Linked DNA regions of Homo sapiens: regions 1 and 3 are each linked to region 2. Evidence: read pairs that join two places in POLR2A ChIA-PET (ENCODE). Cell type or tissue: GM12878. All regions are shown on one strand.

Evidence for each region. Peaks named below come from ENCODE experiments on the same cell type or tissue, not always from the same donor. Only the 100,000 strongest peaks of a DNase experiment are listed, where the experiment ranks them.
Region 1: POLR2A ChIA-PET joins it to region 2 with 5 read pairs; 7 of 35 experiments call an interaction of 5 or more read pairs at or near these places.
Region 3: POLR2A ChIA-PET joins it to region 2 with 8 read pairs; 7 of 35 experiments call an interaction of 5 or more read pairs at or near these places.

The regions. Positions count from the first base shown.
Region 1 is chr21:33,230,454-33,232,953 of GRCh38, reverse strand. All of the region lies in intron 1 of IFNAR2-IL10RB (IFNAR2-IL10RB readthrough), which reads right to left. All of the region lies in intron 1 of IFNAR2 (interferon alpha and beta receptor subunit 2), which reads right to left. Among named protein-coding and RNA genes, the nearest start is that of IFNAR2-IL10RB, 1.8 kb to the right of the region's middle. RefSeq lists a silencer at 1,138-1,327. In GM12878, a CTCF peak has its summit at 2,266 (motif pointing right); a DNase peak (open chromatin) is centred at 1,255; H3K4me3 peaks cover 2,500 bases; H3K27ac peaks cover 2,500 bases.
Region 2 is chr21:33,440,995-33,443,494 of GRCh38, reverse strand. It overlaps a transcript of TMEM50B not described here. Among named protein-coding and RNA genes, the nearest start is that of TMEM50B, 38 kb to the left of the region's middle. In GM12878, no CTCF peak of the experiment used is centred here; a DNase peak (open chromatin) is centred at 1,244; H3K27ac peaks cover 1,673 bases.
Region 3 is chr21:33,237,601-33,240,100 of GRCh38, reverse strand. The region is part of intron 1 of IFNAR2-IL10RB (IFNAR2-IL10RB readthrough); the gene reads right to left. The region is part of intron 1 of IFNAR2 (interferon alpha and beta receptor subunit 2); the gene reads right to left. Among named protein-coding and RNA genes, the nearest start is that of IFNAR2-IL10RB, 8.9 kb to the right of the region's middle. RefSeq lists enhancers at 1,393-1,442, 1,583-1,812. In GM12878, no CTCF peak of the experiment used is centred here; DNase peaks (open chromatin) are centred at 1,067 and 1,200; H3K4me3 peaks cover 2,323 bases; H3K27ac peaks cover 2,500 bases.

The DNA.
Region 1 (2,500 bases), 210 kb after region 2:
GTTCTTTCCTTTCCTATTTTTCCCCCTTACCATTTCTGTTCACTTTGCTGCTACTAGTTTGGCTTTAGTACCTCCTACTGATATGGCAGAGTGAAACCTCGACTTCCTTTCCACAACTTTATCTGATTCCAGCTTGTTCTGTAAAGCCTGGGCAATTTCTCTAGCCCAGAAGGTTGGTGCCCAGTGAACCTTCCCCCATCTCACTCACCTTCACCCAGCATAAAGGGCCCACTGTTCCTTTGTGAGAAAAGAAAAAAGCAAAGTATGTTGTGATTCAGTTTCCTCTTTTTTTTTTTTTTAACAAGGACTGGATCAGTCTCCTTCTTTCCTATTTATTACAGAGAAATCTCACTATAGTTTCTGGTGGTTGAGACACATTTAAATTTTAAATTTTTTTTTAAACTTGAGAATTAAAAACAAACAAATGAAAACCAATGACAATGCTGATGGATATCTCCACGTACCAGATGATAAAACCCTGGCTTGTGGGGTAACTCGTTTTCCTGTTAGGGCCAGAGAAAATTTTCAGTGGCTCTGAACTCCTCCCCATCATACATACCTCTCTTTTTCCCTCCTTTGTTTTGTCTTTTCCATACCTCTAAGTCAGCCAACCTCCTCTGCCAATTACCTGTTTTTCCTTTATTCTTCCCTGAATTGCATAGCCCCCAGTTTCATTCTTCCAAAGGAAGAAGAAGGACCCTCAGGGCCAGTGCCGTCAAGCTCTGCTCTAACTCACTAATATTTCACAAATTATAAAATGCCCATTTTCTTTTAACATTTGAGAATTTCTGAAATCAGAATGCTTTCATTCTGGTGGCATGGCATAGCATGATTGACAGTGTTTTTTCTTACTTCATTACATAAAATGAAAGTGCATCTTATAAGCAATGGCATTTTAGTTTGGGTTTTAGCTTTGATAAAACATGATGATTGAGCCTGTAATACTAGCACTTTGGGAGTCCAAAGCAGGTGGATCATTTGAGGTCAGAAGTTCCAGACCAGGCTGGGTAACATAGTGGAAATCCCATCTCTACTAAAAATACAATTAGCCAGGCGTAGTAGCACACGCCTGTAATCTCAGCTACTCAAGAGGCTGAGGCAGAAGAATCGCTTGAACCCAGGAGGGGGAGGTTGCAGTGAGCCAAGACAGTGCCACTGCACTCCAGCCTGCGCGACAGAGCGAGACTTTGTCAAAAACCAAACCAAACCAAACCAAACCAAACAAAACAAAACATGATGATTGATAACGGAAGATGATACATACCATTGACTCTTGAACAGTTTGAAGGTTTATAAAGGTAGCAGAAAAAATGAGTCCAATGTGGCTTTGAGTGTGCAAGTGTGAGCCATGGAATATATATTTTAATAAATGTTTCACGTCTATGACAGTACCTCTAGGGTTATGATCCTTTTCATACTACTTTTTGAAATGACTTTTAGACAAATCACCATTGTCAAATTATGTGAACCAAAATCAGATTTTCTTTAACTTTTCAATAAATACATGAGAAACTTTAGAGGAAATAATAGGTAAGAAAAATGAGTCATGTACATTTTTGATTATCTAAAATTGTGGAAAACAACTTTATGAACAATAGAACTTACAAGTTCAAGTCATTTTCTGCGACAAACAGATCAAGCCTTATCAGCTATGCCCTAATTGCTAGGAGTGTTTATCGAATATTTTCCTTAGGGTAGATTTTGATAGAGTATCTGCTACCCCCTCACCCCCTCAAGCCTGCACAGGTGGATAGGGGGTGGGTGGACAGGATACTGAGAAACCTTGGCAAGCAGTGGGACTTAGCCCCTGGGCCAGTGAGCACACATGGGAAACTCCACCTCTCCCTGAGCCAGCTCCGGCACTTCTCACCACTGAATCAACGCCCAAGCATGCTATATTCGTTTCTAAGACTTCTTGCTAAACAAAACAAGGAAATAAAAAAAAAAATGTTAAAAGAAAGGAGGTGGGAATACTCAGAGTCAATATAACCATCGCTAACCAAATAAACGGGCTGATGGAGTCAACTCGCTACTGCGTGTAACGGATTGATTTGCTCAGGGTTGAAATGCAAGTGCCGATCGCCTCTCCATATTCGCGGAGTATCTTCCCAGTATCTCCCCTCTCCGACCCTGGGAGGGTGCACCCTTCTGTCTCCGCGGCCACGTCCCCTCGCCCCTTCCCCCTCCTGCCTCCACGCAGCGGATCCGGAGGGGTGTAGGCCGCTCCAGCCCCGGCTGCAGTCTGTGACCCTGACGCAGGTCGAGGGGGGCTAATCCCAGGGGACCTCAAGGGGGCGGGCTGGAGATCCCGAACCTGAGCACCCAGCTGGTGAGCCGGTTTTGCAAGGCGGGGTGGACCTGGAGGAATGTGACCCTCAAACTTAGCAACGACTCACATCTTGCAGTGGCAAATGCCCGGTATCCTGGGCATCCTTGGTGGGGTGGGGTGGGACGCGGAGGGGTGCAACGAAAGCGGACTCCCAGCAGGGGCGACGCGTGG
Region 2 (2,500 bases):
TACGTATCAGGACTACTAGCAGTTGCTGTGTGCCTTTGTGTTCTGTTTAGGTCAACAGCACCTGTGGGGTTGTGCGGTGCACAGCCTACAGGAATGTACCCACAGCCCCGACTACTGGTGCTCCACTATTTTAGTAGTTAGCATGGGGCTGGCCACTTGAGAAGTGTCTGGATCTGGAGGACACTTGAAGGTACTCACAGTTGTATTAAGGGTCACAGGAAAATTTCAGAAAGTAAATAGTCAAGAAACACATTAGTTTGATTGATTAATTGAATTTTATGCCAGGCAAAATTTTGTACCTGCCCATCTCCAAGGACCTCAGGGTCCTCCTACCTGGACTTACCAGCTCTTTAAGGGTTTGACCCTCTCTTAGGCTTTTCAGATACAAAAATACTCTTATTACCCACAGAGAATAGATCAGATATTTTTATTCACCTGAATGTAGAAATGAAACGAGTTGAATTAATATTTACAGTTATTATACATTGTTACTCATACCACTATTTAATTTCAAGGAAAATCATTAATATCATATGTTGTGCTTTTTGTTTTGATTTGTTTTGTTTTTTTTTTTGAGACAGAGTCTCTCTCTGTTAGCCCAGGCTGGAGTGCAGTGGCACGATCTTGCTCACTGCAACCTCCGCCTCCCAGGTTCAAGCGATTCTCATGCCTTAACCTACTGAGTAGCTGGAACTACAGGCATGCACCATCATGCCTGGCTAATTTTTGTATTTTTAGTAGAGACGGGGTTTCTCCATGTTGGCCAGGCTGGTGTCGAACTCCTGACCTCAAGTGATCTGCCTGCCTCTGCCTCCCAAAGTGCTGGGATTACAGGCATGAGCCAGCGCGCCTGGCCACATATCATTTGATGTTTATGTTGTAGCTAGGTATATGGATGTAAAGTAACCCTGAGGGTCTGCCTCCCTCCTCTTTTTTTGATAACTGAGGGGCCCAGAGAAGCTAGTGCTGCCTGTATTTCTACAATGGGATGAATTTTTAGGCTATCATTTTTTAGGAATGTCTAGGTGTCATTCCTAGAGCATTGGCAAGTTGCCCTGACCAGAGTCCTCTCCTTAGCAACGGGTGGCTCTGAGGCCCCAGGTCCCAAGTAACCACTCTGACCAGTTTCCATACCCTCTCAAGCGTAGCCAGCTGTTTTCCCTCACCACAGACTGGAAACAAGGAGAAAGACGTCACTTTCACTTCATTCCCGTGGGACAGTCCTTGAGTCTCAAGGGAGGCTGGGAGTGGCAGTGAAGGGTGGGGAGGCATGACTGCATCTCCGGAAGCTGCTGGGGTGGAGTCTCACTTCTCATCAAACAGAAGGACAGCTGGGGATGTTCTCATCTCAAATAGAGACTATTTGGCAAACAGCAAATATATTTTGAAGGGCTCTGGGCGCCTCAGAGATGTGACTGCATAGTGTGGAAGTTGTCAGAATCAAAATGGAGTCACTTGTGCTTCAAACAAACAAGCAAACAAATAAAAAACCCTGACAAATAGAGCTGGGGAAGGCCATGAAGGATTCTCATGCAAAAATGCTTGATAACAAAAATGATCACAAGGCCGGGCGTGGTGGCTCATGCCTGTAATCCCAGCATTTTAGAAGGTTGAGGCAGGTGGATCACTTGAGGTCAGGAGTTCAAGACCAGCCTGGGCAACATGGCAAAATCCCATCTCTACTAAAAATACAAAAAATTAGCCAGGCATGGTGGCGGATGCCTGTAGTCCCAGCTACTAAGGAGGCTGAGACAGGAGAATTTCTTGAATCCAGGAGGCAGACGTTGCAGTGAGCTGTGATTGCATCACTGCCCTCCAGCTTGGGTGACAGAGCAAGACTCTGTCTCTAAATAAATAAATAAATAAAAATGATCACAAAAGACTGCAAAAATCTCAACCTTGCACAAAGCCCTTCACCGCCTTACACAACAAACACTTCTATGAGGACATCTGCCCAACAACTGCCTGTCTAACCTTGGAATGGCATCCCCCTTGCTATTGATCCTTATAGCCAAGGATAATTATCTTAAAACAGTGATCTAATCCTCATTTTTTCCTTTAAGAACCTTTGTTTTCCTTCACCTTCCTAAATATGTACATAGTTTACTCTGGCACACGTGTTCCCCTTGTAATACCCTATTCCCAAATCAGTATCATTTCCTTTCAGAGAGCCTCTCTCTGTTGTGGCACTTCAAAGACATAGTGGCCATAGTGACTATGCAGGCTTCTTTAAATGTTATGTACCAAGAAGTCCTTTTTTTTTTTGAGACAGATTCTTGCTCTGTTGCCCAGGTTGAGGTGCAGTGGTGTCATCTGGGCTCACTGCAACTTCCACCTTGTGGGTTCAACCGATTCTCCTGCCTCAGCCTCCTGAATAGCTGTGATTACAGGCACCTGCCACTGCGCTGGGCTGATTTTTGTATTTTTAGTAGAGACAGGGTGTCACCTTGTTGGCCAGACTGATCTTGAACTCCTGACCTCAGGCGATCCGCTCACCTGA
Region 3 (2,500 bases), 200 kb after region 2:
CAGCTCACAACATTGAGGCCTGTGACCACTCTGGGGCCCAGAAGGGAGACTCCAGAACCTGTAGCTCACAACATTGAGGGCTGTGACCACTCTGGGCCTGCAGAAGGGAGAATATAGAACCTGTAGCTCACAACATTGAGGGCTGTGACCACTCTGGGCCTGCAGAAGGGAGAATATAGAACCTGTAGCTCACAACATTGAGGGCTGTGACCACTCTGGGCCTGCAGAAGGGAGAATATAGAACCTGTAGCTCACAACATTGAGGGCTGTGACCACTCTGGGCCTGCAGAAGGGAGAATATAGAACCTGTAGCTCACAACATTGAGGGCTGTGACCACTCTGGGCCCCAGGAGGGAGAGTACAGAACCTGCAGATCACAACATTGAGGGCTGTAACATTCTGGGTCTGCAGAATGGAGGGTATAGAACCTGTAGCTCACAACATTGAGAGCTGTAGCTCACAACATTGAGGGCTGTCACCACTCTGGGCCTGCAGAAAGGAGAGTATAGAACCTGTAGCTCACAACATTGAGGGCTGTGACCACTCTGGGCCCCAGGAGGGAGAGTACAGAACCTGCAGCTCACAACATTGAGGGCTGTTACCATTCTGGGCCTGCAGAAGGGAGGGTATAGAACCTGTAGCTCACAACATTGATGGCTGTAATCACTCTGGGCCGGAGGGGGAAGAGAAGCCAACATTGCAATTTGTAAGGAGAAACTCCTGTATGAGCAGCTATGACATGAGACCACTGGACACAGCCAGACCAAGAGGACAGTGCAGGCAGGAAGCTGAGGGATAAATATCACTCACGGTGTCCCTTCCTTCTCTTATTTGGGGCTCCCCATCGGCTGAACACAACCAGAAGCCATAGGGCAAGGGGCCTGGAGTTGTATCCTTACCAGACAGGGTCCTGGGCCAACTAAACAGTGGGGAGAGGGGAGGGTGGGTCTGAAGAAGCAGACAGAAGAGACCTGGCAATGAAACTATGCATCTGTAATTTGGATAGAAACTGTCACACTGACCACCCGCGGGGCTATACCAATTTACATAACCACCTGCAATGTGTGAGAATTTTCGTTTCCCTACCGTTGCTTCTTAGAGGTATATCATCAAGTTCTTGGATTTTTCTCAAATTCATAAATGAAAAGTTGTCTTTCACATTAATATTAATTTGTATTTCTCTTACTCTTTGTGATGGAACACCTTCATCTTTTCATAGGTTTAAGAGCGATTTGCATCTCCTTCTCATTAACTGTTCGTGCCTTTGGCAATTTTTCTGTTGAGCTGTTGCTATTTTCTTACTGGTTTGCAGTTTTTTTTTTTTTTAAGTAGAAGGGAAACTGTGATATGAGTCACATCTTTTTCTTCTCTCCCCAGTTTGTCACTTGCCCTTTGAGTTGCTTGTGCTGTTTAAAAAAAACAACCCCCCCAAAAAAACACCCAGAAGTTTTTGAGTTTTATGTTTTCAGATTTAAAGGTATTTTCTTTCTTAGCTTCTAAATTTTGAGTCATAATCAGAAAGTCTTCCCTACTCCAAGGTGAGAAAGGAGTTCTTCAAGAAGAATTTTAAGGAGCCCCAGTAGATCTTGTTCCTTCTCTCTCTCTCAGATATTCTGTCCCCATCCATGTGACTAAGACCTATAGATTGTGGGCATTCTTCTGTCCCCCAAACACTGGGGAAATATCATCAAAATAAAAAAAGACCATGAAATCGCAGACTTGTCATGGCTTGTGGCGACTGTCTGTGGCTGGTGACATAGGAGTAAGAAGAATTTACCATGACAGTTTAGGTCAAGAAAGGCAGATTTATTAGAGAAAGTAGGAAAATACATTGCAAGGGAGCAATGGGCAGGTCAGTAAGAGACGAGTTGACTGCCAGGAGACAAAGGCTTGCTGGGGATTTTATAAAATGCAATTTAAGCTGAAGAGTGCTATGTGGAGGACTGACAACGCCAAGGTAGCAGGGAGCTAACTTGCATTTTTCGGTCAGCCGAGATGTTTGATGATAAGTTGAAGCATTTGATGATACGCAGGAAGATTGTGAGTTATGTGTGCAGGAGGGTCGTATGTCCTGGGCCATAAAGAAAGGCAGACCTATAGCTTATCTGCTTCTTCTTTTTGTTTGTATGTCCTGGACCATGAAGCAAGGTAGACCTATGGCTTATCTGCTTTATCTCTTTGCTTTCCCCTAGACCCCCAGCCTGACTCCTCTTCCCTAATTAGGACTTCACAAGACGAAGTTCAAGCTAAAAACAATGTAATTTTTAAGTCTTCTCTGCTGCCACAGTAACACATCCAACCTGGGGTATTCTCTTAGAGAAATCCAAGTGATTCCAAGTCAAAATTTCCAGCCTTGCTACAGACTCCACCACCCATGAGATATCCAAGCACGACTGCCTGGAACTAATCCCATAATACTGTACCCATTGAGAAACATCTGCTGAGATATCTTGATGTGTGATGTCATCTCCCATAATCAATCCACAGCAGAGGCGTTGCC